Regions from separate parts of the Homo sapiens genome. Here all the other regions are linked to region 2. The links are chromatin contacts, found by Hi-C or POLR2A ChIA-PET in ENCODE. All regions are on one chromosome and are shown on one strand. Each heading gives the region's core, a stretch centred on a gene start or an enhancer-like site at or near the end of the contact. The rest is flanking DNA. Distances are from core to core; before and after follow the strand shown. Region 1 holds the start of PAX2 (paired box 2). Region 2 holds the start of HIF1AN (hypoxia inducible factor 1 subunit alpha inhibitor). Region 3 has its middle 16 kb from the start of PAX2.

Region 1 (4,752 bases), core at 1,451-3,950, 210 kb before region 2:
AACCCCGACCATCAATAATTTAGGCCCCGGGAGAACTCGCGTTACCGGTATGAAAAGGCGGCAGCTGCGGGCAGATTAAAGATGAATAATTCAGCCTCCCCGGGCTCAGGGCCCGGCCCCTCAGCCCCAGTCTAAGGGGTGGGGATGGGAAGGGGACACGGCGGGAGTCCAGGGCTGGGGGACTGCAGCGAGTCGGCGCTGAGTCGGGCCTGGAATGCGCCACGGCCGCCAGCACCGACTCGGGCTGCGGTGTCTCACCCACCAGTCCACCGGCCCGCGGGCCCGCGCTGCGGCTCTCTCCCTCCGACCTCTGCTTGGCCGTGCAGAAACCTTTGGGTTTCAAAGTGGCTGCCCGCGGGCAGCCAGGACTCGGCGGACCCCCGGCGGAATCCGCAAAAAAGGAGAACGAGAGCTGTGGCAGCGGGCCGCGAGGCAGGCTGGCTGGGCGAAAACGGCGTGTGGACCCGGTTCCACTCCTCCCGAAAAGGACCGAGGCTTTCCGGCCCGCTCGCCGAGACCCGCGGAGGCCTGATGCCCTCGGCGCGGCTTTCCTGCGCTTGGAAATTACTTAGAAAAATATATTTTATCCCAGAAGTATTTTTAAACGCCCCCCCCAACCCCCGCAACGCTAAATATATGATTAGCGAAAAACACAGCTCTCCCTCCTCGGCTCTCTTGTCCTAAACACAGGTCCAAGCCGGGTCTAAAGTTTCCTTGTGAAAAGTTACAAATTATCCTTAATTATTAATCTGCAGATAGGGAGGAGTTTTCTATTTAGAATTTTAGCTTTTAAAAAAAAAAGCCTGCAAAAAAAATCTCAGAATAGTTTTTCAAGCTAAAGACATGGCATAAATTCAAATTTTATTAAAATAATTCCCTCTTTTCTCTATTTTTTTCTCCCTTCTCCCTTTTCTTCTGTAACATCATGTCAACTTTCTTTCTTTAATTTCCTTTCCCGTGTTTGGATTTCTCTTTTCCTTTCTCCTCAGCTTTGGCATTTGCTTTCCTTTTGTTCTTTCCCCCTCATTTTTTGCTCTTTGCTGACCCCCTGGCCAGGTTGCTGGCTGCGTGATCCTCAATGGGGAGTCGGCAGTCTAGGCAAGGAGCCTCCAGAGCTGAGAGCAGAGCTGCACTCTGCCGGGGGCCCACCTGGAAGGCTGCGCTGCTGGCTCTCTCCCTGACTTCGATTTCTTCTCGGAGCCCCTCTTTGTTTTTAGAGCATCCCCCAGGCAGAGGCAGGGAAAGATGACCATCGTGTCTTGACAACCTGGGATTCCCAATGTGAAGGGAAGGGAAGGCAAGGGAAGGGGGGTGGGAAAGAAAGGAAGAGGAAGAAAATATTTCAAACCAACCCACAAGAAGCCTATGCTGGGCTGGAAGGGCCTGGAGATGCTGAGAGATGAGGGTCAGAAGGGGGCACCCCACCCCCACACTCTTCTGCCCAATTGTCCTGACACTGAGGCTGAATACTCTTGGAGTCTCCTGGACCCCACGACTCTTAAGTTTGAGAAAGATAAAGATGTGGGGAGACAGGAGAGGGAGGCAAACAGAGGAAGAGAGAAAGAGAGAAAAGACAGAGAAAACAACAAAACAACACCCTGAAAACTGCCTGCTAATTTGCCCCCCAGCCCAGGGCAAGAGGCTGACTAGGGAGAGGGTGGCTGGAACCAGGGCTCCGAGGCCGTGGATCCCATGACCTAAGAAGGAGCGGATAGAAAGAGCAAAGGCAGGTGATAGGGATCAGGGAAGGTAGGAAGGCAGGCAGACAGAGAGGTAAGAATGGGTGACAGAAGGCAGGAGAGAAACTGGAGGCATTAGAAACACCGGGCGAGGGAGAGAAAGAACGAAAAGAGGGACCAGAAGCCAGGGAGGCCTCCAAGATGGGACCTGAGCGCGAGGGGCCGGGGCCACGCTGGGACTGGACAGGGTTGGGACGGAGAGCCCCGAGCCGGGACAGGAGCCGGGCGCCGGTACTCACGGTGCATCGCGGAGAAGGGGTCTGCTTTGCAGTGCATATCCATGGGGAGGCAGAGGAGCGGGAGCAGCGCGGCCGCCGCCGCCGTGTCGCCTCTCAAACTCAACTTCAGGACTTGAGGAGAAAAGGGAGGGACGGTGGGGGAGGGAGGATGAGTGAACGCCCGGCTGCTGCGGGGCGCGCGGGGGCGGGGGGCGCAGCACTGCGCTCCCCGCTGGGGCTCCTCCGGGTTGGCCGGAGCTTGCAACTGCAGTAGCCGCAACTTGCCACTGTCGGGGCTCGGGGCTGGGCGGTCAGCAGAATGGCCCCGGGGCGGTGGGCCGGGCCGGGGTGCACTGGGGGCGCATGGCTCGCGCTGCAGCTGCAGCCAGGGCTGAAGCTGGGCGGGGGAGGCGACTCGCTCAGCTCCCCTGGAACCTGGTCATCCGAGAGGCGGTGGTCGGAGAGCGCGCGGGGCGGGGGCGGTCAGAGGGCGCCGGGAGGGGAGCCGGGCCTCTCCAAGTGCTGGCGAGTTGGCGAAGTTGGCAGAGAAGTAGCAATCCCGGGGATGTCCGAGGTGGCGCCTGCGGGAGGGGAGCGCGCGGGCCAGGCCCCCGCCCCCGGAAAAGGCAGGCGCACGCCGCCGCGGCCGAAGGGCCGGGAGGGAGGGAGGGAGCCGAGCGGCGCTGGCAGCTCTGGGCTGGCCCCAGGTGGGTTGCGGCTGCGAGAAGACTCGGCCGGAGACTGGAGCCTCGGCTCCCGGTGTGTGTCTCTCTAAAAGCTGCAAAGCCCCCTCCAGACCTCCTCCCCCTCCCCGCGCCGGGAGATGGATGACTTGTCAGACAAAGGCAATAGATTCCACCACTCTGTGATTCGCCAGCGCTGGAGCCCCGAGCTTCGGCGAGGAGGGCCCCGAGCCTGTCACTCCGGTGCCGGCTAGGGGAGGGCAGGGGAGGGAGAAATGGGAGGGAGGGAGGGAGGGAGCAGCCGGCGAAGGAAGAGGGAGGGAGGGGAGCGGACCGGGGGAGGGGGAATGGGAGCCCGGGATTAAAACTACACTGAGAAACGAAACTCGCCGATAAGATAAACGCTAGATAAGGATAAAGAGCGGTCAGTCTAATGAATATTCAGGTAACGACAGAGGGCCTCGGAGCGCGCTGCGCTGTGAAGCCGGGCTCTCAGTTCTAACTCGCCCAGCCCTGCCATCCACTGGCCAGTGCCCGCCTGGGCCGCGCGGCCCCGGGCCCAGTGCGCATCCCTAGCCCCAACCCCACCACCCTCGGCTCTGAGTTCCCTTCCGTTCCTTCCCGGCTCTTCCTTCCTCTCTTTCTGGTCCTTCCCTTTGGCCTTTCCCTCCGGAGGTACCTTCCCACCCACGCACCCCCCACTTCTCATTCCACGGAAAAGTGTCCAGCAGTTTGTCTTGTCCCCTCCCGTTCCACGCGACTGTGCGCAGGGCCTCCCCAGTCCCCTTGCCCACCGGGTCTGGGCAGTCCAGAACGCTTGGTTCAGAATCGAGCTGAAGACCTCCGGCGAGTACCCACCTGCCTCGGTGGGACCCAGCGGATGGCGGGAGAGCCGGGGGACTTGGTTTCTGAACCCTCGGGTGACTGGGAAGGGGGTACAGGGGAGGGAAACAGTGCGGAGCTGCAGGTCGCTGGCGGCAGAGGATGTGGGAGACGAGGCTGGCTCTCCCCGGCTGGGGAGAAGAGGAGGCTGCGGACGCGGCTGAGCGCCGCCCGCTGCTAGCTCGGTGGATCCGGGGCGAGCGCAGGAGGCGCAACCACGGGGACGTCCCCACTCCTGCCGGAGCCTCCGCAGCTCTCTCTGGCACTAGCTCCCTTGCTCGCTGGGGTCCGCTCGCACGCACCAGGCAGAAGAAGCCCTTTGTCTCCTAACTGGTTAAGTACAGAATATCCGGGAGATCTTCATGAAATATTTTCCCTCGTCTCATAAATCATCTTGGCACTTCAGCTGATGTTTTAACTCTCTCTCCCTCCTTCGCTCCCTCCCCCCGCTTCCCTGGGTCTGCGAAAGGGCGGCTCGGCGAAGCTTGCGCAGCGCTCTTGCAGCCCGAATCCGAGATTCCTCCAGCCCCCGTCTGCAGCTCCGGGCGCCCCGCGGAAGCGCGGCGGACTCGCGCTCCCCTCCCTCTGGCCGGAGCCTGGGCGGCAGATACCATGGGGAGAGATGCACCTGCCTGACTCAGCCTAACTACTACTACTGGGCGTCTTGTACCCGGGTTTTTGGGATGCCCTTATTCCTCAGGAGGAGCTCAGGCCAGGCTCAGCGGGACGAGGTTCTGAGCCTCTCACTCCTGTGGGGCCTGGGTCCGCTGGGATCCTGGCATTTGCCCTCCCTCCTGTATCCTCCAGAGCCCAATAAGCTTAATCCACCTGCGGGGTAAAGTCTGGGAGGAAAACACTCCTCACCGCCTGCCCCTCCCAGCCCCTATCCCACTTCCCTTGGGTGGCTAGGCAGGTTGGTTCCCTTGGGCTAGAGGTTGAAGACGCAGGGCCTAGCCTCTAAGGTCAGTCTCTTCCTCTTGAGGCCTGCAGATGGCGCTCCCGGGTTTGCTTTGGCCTCACAACCCCACGAACACGCACTAACTTCGTGTAGGGACCGAAGAAGGAAAACAGTTCGGGCAGCCGAAAAGTAACAGCTCCCAGGCCAGAGTGCAAGGGATCTCAGGTGGTATTAGCTAGCACAGCCTTGGCTTTCCCCTCTGGGAAGTAATTAACCCAGAACTGGGGTGAAAGGAACGTTGAGAAAGGGTCCTTATTTAGAGGAGCTCAGAA
Region 2 (4,807 bases), core at 1,478-3,977:
TTTGTATTTTTAGTAGAGACGGGGTTTCACCACGTTAGCCACGCTGGTCTCGAACTCCTGACCTCAGGTGATCTGCCTCCCGAAGTGCTGAGATTACAGGTGTGAGCTACCATGCCCAGCCTTAATAGGAAATCTTGATGAGTTGGAAACACTACCTTTGTAGGAACATGAAATCCTCAAGACTCAATGCAACGCTCCCCAAAGATAATAATTATATATTCACCCAAAAAATATGCAAGTAACTTTGAAAGAGTCAGTGATACTGCCCATATATGAATCTAAACAATATTATGATTACACCAGAATGGTTAATGCTCAAAATAGCTCAGAGGATCCTAATACATTTCACCCCATAGTCGCCACAACCTGTCCAATCAGGTTGAAGTGAAGCTGACTGGTGAAGCTGCTCGGTGCTAAAGTCAGCTGATAGGGTAAAACTTCCAAACAATTAAAGATTTTCCTTGAAAACTCTTTAATCACCCATAAAGTACAGATTACACTCATTCTTATGCAAAATGCTCTCACTATGGGACACAAGAAACTTCAAGCGACTGAAGAACCACAAGATTCACATATCTTATGCTTATTCTTGGGTATATGTTCATTCAATGGAATTACACACTCCAACAGCATCATTTAAATCAATCTTTCTCTCAATGTTGGGTGTGTGTATATGGAAGTGTGCACACACACACTGTGTTAAATTTTAGAAAATTAATGCATGAGATAACTGAACCAATATATTAAGACATCATGGACAGATCGACCACAGTTCATATCTTGGAAACTCTTCTGGTCAAAAATCCCATCATTATGACAACTGCTAAGTGTTAAGAAGAAGAAAAAAAGATATTTCAAATCCATTCACTTAGCCACAGACTGCTGATAAGGAGTCAGGAACAGGAGTGAGTGAAGCAAGAGACTAGAGAGAAACCCAGGGTTGGACACCAAATGCGAGAGGGTAATTCACCGTGAAGTACTGAGCGAAAGCAATTCCCCAGAGGCAGTGTTATAGTGTGGGACTGAATACTGTCTCGGACCTACATAAGAGGCTGTCCTCATAAGCAGGAATAAAAGCAGAGAGGAAGAATCACTGTCTTGTGTGTCTTGTGTTGCTGTTGTGATAGGAAAAACAAATTTAATCTGATCTTCCCTAAGCTAGAGAATCCTAACCTTCTTTACTGCAGAATCACAACAAACTATACAACTTTTCAGGTTGAACTATCCTCAGTCATCACAATACTTAAGGACAATGGCTACAAACAGGCATTTTCAGAGCTAAATCCAGTGACAAACATTTTTGTTTGGCCCCCTGCAACTTTTTTTCTTTAAATCTGATTTAGTTGCTCCATTTAAAGTCAAAAGATTTTAAATAAAAATCCTGATTTTGAACTTCTCTTGAAAATCGGAATATCTCCCAACCCTAGAACTGCACTCCAAAACTGAAGCAAGCAGAGTCAAGTAATGACCTCTCACCATGGTTTTTTGTTTTAGTTTTTAATTTTGCAGAGACTAGCTCTCACCACGTTTCCCAGGCTGGTCTTGAACTCCTGGACTCAAGCAATCCTCCCACCTCGGCCTCCCAAAGTGCTGGGATTACAGGCATGAGCCACCCCCGCCGGCCTTGGCTTCTCACTTTGAACAAGGCTTATGCCTTCAGCCTCATCACTGATTTCACACAGACGATATTACTCCTTCCATTCACCTGCCTGACCCTTCTAGGCAACTAACTCTTTATGAGGAAGAAGATGGGAACCCAGAGATTCATAGCTCAAGTTTAATCATTCCCTCATCCCTCAAGCTACAGAACTAGCTGGCTGTAGCACCAAGAACCACTAAGAACTCAAACCCCTTAAAGGCTGGAAGACCAGACTACTCCTTCAACTGGAATCCAGAGATGGGAGAGGCCAATCTCTAATTGACCCAATTCTGCCACACCTTCAAACAAGTATAGGAAAGAAAAATGAGTGTCCTAAATCCAACAGAAAATTAAGCTTTCGGAATTTACCTCTCTTCCCCTCCTCGCTGCTGTATATCCTGCAGTTTCTCAACGAACTCATGAAATTTCATTTCTTCCCTGTTGGACCTCGGCTTAAAGTTCTGGAAATTGGCCATCTTCTTCTCATCATAGTACAAGAACTTGTGGGTGCTGGCACTGTACACAGAGAAGTCTCCATTGCCAATATTCTCTTGCAGGTATTCAAGGTCCCATTTCAGGGCAGGATACACAAGATTTGTGTCGGTCAGCACCACAGGCTCCTAAATGAAAACAACAGGTGAAAAACACCAAATGAAGTAATGCCAAGGAGCCGGTGGGTTGGCCTCCATGATCCCAACTACTTCTCAACTTCAGAATAATTTCTCCTGTTAATCAGCACGAACCCCTAAGTTCCGTATCTCCTCGCCTTTCTCTCCATCTTCCCATAGGCCCTAGTCTAGAGCCCTGCCAGTCTCCCATCTCTTTCACCATTCACCTCTGACCTCTCAACCGGGTACCTTCCTCCTCTCCCTTTAGACGCGGCCCCGCCCCCCACCTCATTCTCAATAAGCTCCTCTGCCCGGGGGTCGCTCTGACTCAGACGCGGAATGGGCCTAGTCGGGAAGCTATAACTGCGCAACTGGGATTCATCCCAGGCGGGGCCGAGGGCTCCAGCCTCCTCCCGGGGCTCTCCAGAGCCAGAGGCCACAGCCTCCGCCGCTGTCGCCGCCATCTCCGCCGCCAGGGACGGCCCCCACCGGAACCGGAAGCTCCGCCTATTCCGGACCCCAAAAAAAAAAAAACAAAAAAACCACACACCCAACGGAAACCATAGAGATGAGCTGCGAGAGAGAGCGGTCCAGAGACATAAAGAACGCGGAGCCGAGGCCTGAGGGTGCGCCTCCTAATGGTAGTATGCAGCTCTACATCCTAGGCTCCACTGCTGAAGAAATGGGGCTAGACACTAGTCCCACGGAATAGGGACGACCTGGTAGAGCAAAACACAAAAAAAGTTGCCCCATGTGCCCGAGTCTACACAAGAGTCAAAGAAGGAAGCAAGTTCAGTTAGGCATTAAACTTTACACTCATGAATGGGGAGAAAAGCAAACTCTTGACCCACCTAAAGAAGTCAGAAGGAAAAGCAGTGATCACATTGGTAGATGTAGAGCAAAGGCTGACTGAAGGCTTAGGCAAAAGATATACAGCAAGTTGAATTCTTTCAAAATCAAAGACAGTTTTCTTTTGTTTAGCATCATTTGATTTTTCTGCCTATATCACCATGTCTCCTACTTGAATATATGTTTGCCGTGAATCGAATGTTATTAGAGGCCAACCATGGACATCTCACATTTTCAAACAATCTATACTGATTATAAAAGGCCATATTAATACCTCTATTGCTTACTTGGACAGTTCTTATGGCTGGCTGTGAGAGGCCCAATTCTAAGATGTATCCCAAGATTTGTACCCTACGGTGTACACATCCTGTATACATTTCTCCCCTTAAAAGAAAACACGACTGTGAATATGATAGAGCATCACTCCTGTAATTAGGTTAGCTTATATGACAAGGATGTAATTAAAGTCCCTAATCAATTAACTTTAAGGCAGTCAAAAAGAGGTGATTTATCCTGGTGGGCTTCATCTTATCACTCTAGCCCTTTAAATCAGGGCTAGAGGTCAGAGACAGAATCTAAGAGATTTGAAGCCACAGCACAGCTGTCCTGTTCACCTTGAAGGAGCAAACTGCCATATGGCAGGAAATGGCAGGTGGACTCTAGGAGCTGAGAAAGGCTCCTGGGTGACAGCCAACAAGAAAGTGGGCACCTTAATCCTACAAATGCAAGTAACTGAATTCTGGCAACAACCACTGAACTTGGGAAAGGACACACACGGAGCCTCAGATGAGATCGCTAACCCAGCCAACACCTTGATTTCAGCCTGATAAGACCCTGAGCTGAGGACTCAGCCAACCAGTACCTGGACTCATGGAATATGTGAGAAAATAAATTGGTGTTTTGGGCTGCTAAATTTACAGTAATTTGTTATGCAGTAATAGAAATGAATGCACTGGCTTAACTATGTAATTATGCTACATAGTAACCATGCTACACCAAACCGATAATAGGGCTACCTCTGTGGAAGTGTTTGAGGCTGCAGGGGGCAATCAAGGCTTTCATTTTATCTGCAGTGTTTGAATTTTTTTTTTTTTTTTGAGCTAGGGTCTCACTCTGTCACCCAGGCTGGAGTGCAGTGATGCAATCTTGGTTCACTGCAACCTCCACCTCCCCAGCTCAAGCAATCCTCCTACCATAGCCTCCCAAGTAGCTGGGACTAAAGGCACACACCACCATGCCGGACTAATTTTTTTTCCTTCTGTAGAGAAAGGGTTTTGCCATGTTGCTCAGGCTGAATGTTTGAATTTTTACAAGAATGTATTAATTCATAACCTTGGGAATTAAAAATAAATTAGGCCAGGCATGGTGGCACATGCCTGTAATCCCAGGACTTTTCAAGGCTGAGGCAGGAGGATTACTTGAGCCTGGGTGTTCCAGATCAGCCTGGGCAACATAGCAAGACCTCATCTCTACAAAAAATTTTAAAAATTAGCTCGGTGCGTTGATGCATGCCTGTAGTCCCAGCTACTAGGGAGGCTGAGGTAGGAGGATTGTTTGAGCCTGGGAGGTGCAGGCTGCAATGAGCCATGATCATGCCACTGCACTCCAGCCTGGATGACAGAGCAAGATCCTGTCTTACTAAAAATAAATAAATTAATTAAGATCAAGAAGATTAAAAGAACTAAAATCAGTAATGAAACAGGGATATTAC
Region 3 (4,330 bases), core at 1,073-3,572, 190 kb before region 2:
CCGCTGCAACTACTAGCGCCTTCCGACAAGGAAAGTGTTTAGTGTCCATCGGTCTGGTGGGTGGCAAGGGTCTAATGTCACAGCGAGGCGAGGCCCTGACTTTCGGAAACTCCTCTCCCAGGTCTGGAGGCCAAGAACTTCTTCCCTCCCTGCTCCAGGAGGAGCCGGCCCAGGCAAGAGAGGAAAGGAGAAAAGGGCGTGAACTTTGCACCCAGCGGTTCAAGTTTCACAAAGTTTGTTGCGGTCACAGACAGAGAGGGGTGTGTGTGTGTGCACGTGTAAGCTCGCCAGTGGCAAAGAGGGAGGAAGTAAGAGACGGCGTGGGGATTCTGCAGGCGGGGGAGGGCATTTCCCCGGGTTTGACTAAGCCTTCAGGCGCGTCCCTGCATGCGGGCTCCTCGGGTGGCGGCCCTGGCTGCAAGTCTAAGGTCCCCTTGGCTTGCCCGGATTAATCTCCCCCTCTCAACCCCGCCCCCGAGCAGGAGCACTCGGCTTTTTCCACCTTCACTCCGGGCACCGGCGGGCACTGGCTTGGTCACGGCTTCCTGAGCAGGCACGGGAGCGGGGGCGGGCTGTAGTTTTCCGCCGTCGCGAAGGACACTGTTTGAGGCGACAGAGGCATCTTCGCCCGCGCGTAGACTCAAGCCGAGCATCTCACTGTTTGCGTGCTAATCTGAGTCCACTGCGAAAAGGAAATCGCTGAAATTCCGAAGAAAATTGCCTCTCGCCGGTGGTTAATAGTTAACTCAGACGGGAAAGTTCCCAGGGAAAGGCGAAAGCCAGGGCGAGAGGTGCAGGGGAGGCGCCCCGGGAGGGCCTCGGCCAGCCCCGGTCTCTCCCCTCCCAGGCCGCGCTCGGCCCCGCGCGCCTCCCCTTCCCGGGCGACGCATCCCCCACCCCGTAATTAGCATCGTTTAGTTCACAAAACCTTTCCTGGGAGAAATCTGTTCTCTCGTTCCGGGGCTCGGTTCAGCACCTGATTCCGCCGGGTGAAGCGAATAAATCACTGCGGCGGCGGGGGAGCCGGACCCAAGCCCGCCAGACGGTGGCCGCCGGGAGAACGAAAAAGTGAGAAAGAGGCAGCGGAGCCAGGAAAAATGATGCAGGGAGACGGCGCAATCCTAGCCCAGGAAGAGTGAGGGGCCCGGGAAAGGGAAACCCAGAGGCAGAGAAGGGGCCAAAATGGAAGAGGGAGATACAGAAAGAGACAGAAGAGAACAAGAAGGAGAGTGACAAGGAAAAGCGAACGAAAAGAAAGGGAAAATGAGGAAGGGAAATAAGTTAAAGAAACAAGAGCGAAGAGGGAGATTAAGAAGGAAGGGACAGGCGAATAAAGAAAATAAAAGAAAACCAGAAGAGCAAACGCTTTTGTTTATCTACAAAACCCCCTTGCAGGGCGCGCTTTCCCGACCGCGACCCGCGGCGGGAAGGGGGCCAGGGCTCTCGCGCTGAGGCCGCAGGCCCAGGAGGCCAGGGCGGGGCGCTCAGCCTGTGCGCTTGGGGCGCTAGGCGGGGTCCCGCGCGGACCTGGATTCCAAGTTGAACTTCAGGGCGCGGGGCGCGCCGGAGCATCTGCCCCTGGAAAGAGTGGTGTCTGGGTGTGGGGTGTCGTCCTGGGTCCATGGCGGGGAAGGGGACGGGTAGATAAAAGGTTCACGGCTCGTTCTTGGGCACGCATTGGGCGCCTGGGACTTTCAGCCCTGGCGCGAAGGGAGGTGGGGAGGCGGGGTGGCGGGAACCCGTGGTGGGCAGGCTGTGGCCGCTAAGCACAGACCCCCAACGTCCCCGCAGCTCGGACTTCTCATTCTTCAGCCGGCCCTGGGAAAACTCCCTTCTTGCGGATCTAGTGTCCAGGCTGGCGCGCCGGGCCACAGATGCAAGGAAAAAGTAACGCAGCCAGAACCGCGACCCAGCGCCAGCGGAGGGCGCATTTCCTGAGCCGCCTTCCCACTGCGACTCAGAGACGCGGCTCAGATTCTGCCCGTTCCCAGGGTCTTCTCCAGCACCGGTGTCCCCAGGCCAGAGGGTAGAGAGGAAGAAAGAAGAGGAGAAAGAAGCGGGGGCAGGGGTGGGGTGGGGAGGAAAAGGGACGGGAGAAGGGTGGGGGAGGAGAGGGGGCGGTGCAGAAGAGAAGCAGATTGCAATGAAAAGTGGAAATGCAGACCGGATGGAAAGGAGGGCTTAAGGATGCTAGGAAGCTTCCCCCTTCGGTTTGACTAGGTATCTACGTAGACAGAGATGGGAGCGCCCGGTTCCCCGGCCTCACCATTTTGAGCCCCTGTGCTTTGGCGCCCCCATGATGTCGGGCTGAAGACTGAGACCGCAACAGGGCCGCTGCAGGCTCCGGTATGAGTGAGACCGAGATCACAGAGTGGAAGACTTCCCTGCCCACTAGGCGGCCCTGGGATGACAAACGCCCTGAAATTTTCCAGCCTTTTGAGACTTCTGGGTCGACCTGGTCCAACCCACTCTGCTCCTCCTCTCTCCTCCTGTCCCCTCCTCTGGCATTGGCTGGTGGGTCAGCTGCAGAGCTGGACTAGACGAGTGGAAAAACAAACAAAACAAAACAGAAAAACCTCCAGGAAGGAGACTGGCAGCTCAATCAGTTCCTACTTCTGCACGGAGACAGAATGCAACTGATGCCTAGACCAGAATTCTTTGGAAGTAGGAAGGCAGAGACTGAGCTGGGCTGACTCAAAGAATCAGGGCACCAGTCAGTCAGTAAACCTGGACTGGGACAATGGGGCTAGAGAGGTAAATCACACACTGGCCTTGTTTTCAAGGAAGACATTACCTGGTTGCAAAGAGAAAGAGAGAGAGCTATCAACCAATAAATTCCAGGAAAGTGTCAAGATAAAGGTGACTGGGATACAGAGAAAGGTAATTGGGAGTGTCAGGGAACACTTCATAAAGGGAATGGGGTTTTGCAAGATCAGTAGATGTCCACTAAATGCAGGAGCTAAGCAGGTGAAATATTCCTAGGCAGAAGGAGCATCAAGATAAAGGCATGGGGAGGGGGCAACAGCCTACCTAGCTGGGGAAGCAAAAAGGATTCTGTGAAGCCAATATATGGGTCAAGTAAGGGAAATAAGGCTGGGAGGTTGGCAAGGCCTAGAGCAAGGAGAACTTTTGCTAAGGATTTGCTTTTCTCCTTTAGGTCATGGATGCAATTGAGAGATTTTTTGTTTGTTTGCTTGCTTTGTTTTGTTTTTGTTTTTGAGACAGGGTCTCACTTTGTCACCCAGGCCAAGTGCAGTGGCACTATCACAGCTCCTCGCATCCCCAACCTTCCAGGCTCAAGCAACCCTCCCACCTCAGCCTCCCGGGTAGTTAGAACTACAGGTACATGCCACCACACCTGGCTAATTTTTTAATGTTTTGTAGAGATGAGGTCTTGCTATGTTGCCCAGGCTGGCTTTGAACTCCTGAAGGCAAGCAATTCTCTCACCTTGGCCTCCCAAAGCAGAGATTACAGGAGTGACCCACTATGCCTTGCCTGGGAGATTTTTTCAACAGAGGAATGAAAAGATCTGATTTGGAGGGGACTCTATGGACAATGAGCTGTAGGTAGAGAGAGCATCAGAGACTGAGTGAGTGGTCTGCAAAAGAAGATGTGAGGCCTCAAAAAAGTCTAAGGGATACAGAAGCATTAGATGAGAGAGGCAGAAACAAGATGGTCACAGATTTTGTGTGTGTGTATGTGTGTTGCAGGGTGAGATGCTAAATTAAGGTCAACCTAGGTTTCTGGGTGAATTTCATCTCAATTCTGATTCCTCCCCTGTACCCTCCAACTCTCTTCCCTTGCAAATCCTCACCTGTAGTGGTTGTGAAGTGGAAACCCACATGTCCTGTCTCACTTGACAAATGGGTTTTTCTCCCAACCTCATGCACCCTTTACCGGGCAGTCTCATAGAACAATGCACACTATAGAAGATGATAACTTCTCACTAATCCCAAGACATCTGAGAAAGCAGCACCCAAGGGTAGAAGATGGAGTCAGCAGTCTGGAGGTGGACTCCACCTTTCTCAGATCTGAAATGTACCAGCTATGTGACCTTGGGCAAATCCCTTGAACTCACTCTGCCTAAGTGTTCACGTCTGTAAAATGGGGACAAGAATTTCTGCTTTATAGAATTGTTGGCCGGGCGTGGTGGCTCACGCCTGTAATCCCAGCACTTTGGGAGGCCGAGGCGGGCGAATCACGAGGTCAGGAGATCGAGACCATCCCGGCTAAAACGGTGAAACCCCGTCTCTACTAAAAATACAAAAAATTAGCCGGGCGTAGTGGCGGGCGCCTGTAGTCCCAGCTACTTGGGAGGCTGAGGCAGGA

The links. A loop is a pair of places that touch in the nucleus more often than their neighbours do. ChIA-PET counts read pairs that join two places held with the same protein, here RNA polymerase II (POLR2A). Pooled maps may share reads with other maps.
Region 1: a loop to region 2 is called in a pooled map, with 5 times the contacts of the local background. The contact joins the promoter of PAX2 here to the promoter of HIF1AN in region 2. A Hi-C loop is called at or near these places in 1 of 168 maps with a recorded cell type or tissue (chondrocyte) and 6 of 50 pooled maps. POLR2A ChIA-PET finds 5 or more read pairs at or near these places in 7 of 52 experiments (BJ, HCT116, HEK293 and 4 more).
Region 3: a pooled map shows a loop between it and region 2 (3-fold over the local background). The contact joins the enhancer-like site here to the promoter of HIF1AN in region 2. A Hi-C loop is called at or near these places in 3 of 50 pooled maps. POLR2A ChIA-PET finds 5 or more read pairs at or near these places in 5 of 52 experiments (HEK293T, Panc1, T-cell and 2 more).

What each region holds. Positions count from the first base shown.
Region 1 is chr10:100,743,530-100,748,281 of GRCh38, reverse strand. PAX2 (paired box 2) reads right to left here and starts at 2,700. Exons shown (of 10, transcript NM_000278.5): 1 at 1,979-2,700. The coding sequence starts at 2,021. RefSeq lists enhancers at 1,968-2,509, 3,609-3,658.
Region 2 is chr10:100,533,863-100,538,669 of GRCh38, reverse strand. It overlaps HIF1AN (hypoxia inducible factor 1 subunit alpha inhibitor), which reads right to left and starts at 2,727. Exons shown (of 8, transcript NM_017902.3): 1 at 2,535-2,727; 2 at 2,009-2,259. The coding sequence starts at 2,711. RefSeq lists enhancers at 2,748-2,807, 2,878-2,967.
Region 3 is chr10:100,727,241-100,731,570 of GRCh38, reverse strand. No RefSeq gene overlaps it. Among named protein-coding and RNA genes, the nearest start is that of PAX2, 16 kb to the left of the region's middle. Within about 2 kb of position 2,322, at least 2 of the 41 ENCODE cell types and tissues checked have a DNase peak (open chromatin) inside an H3K27ac peak, as active enhancers do; they include Panc1, where a contact is called at or near this core.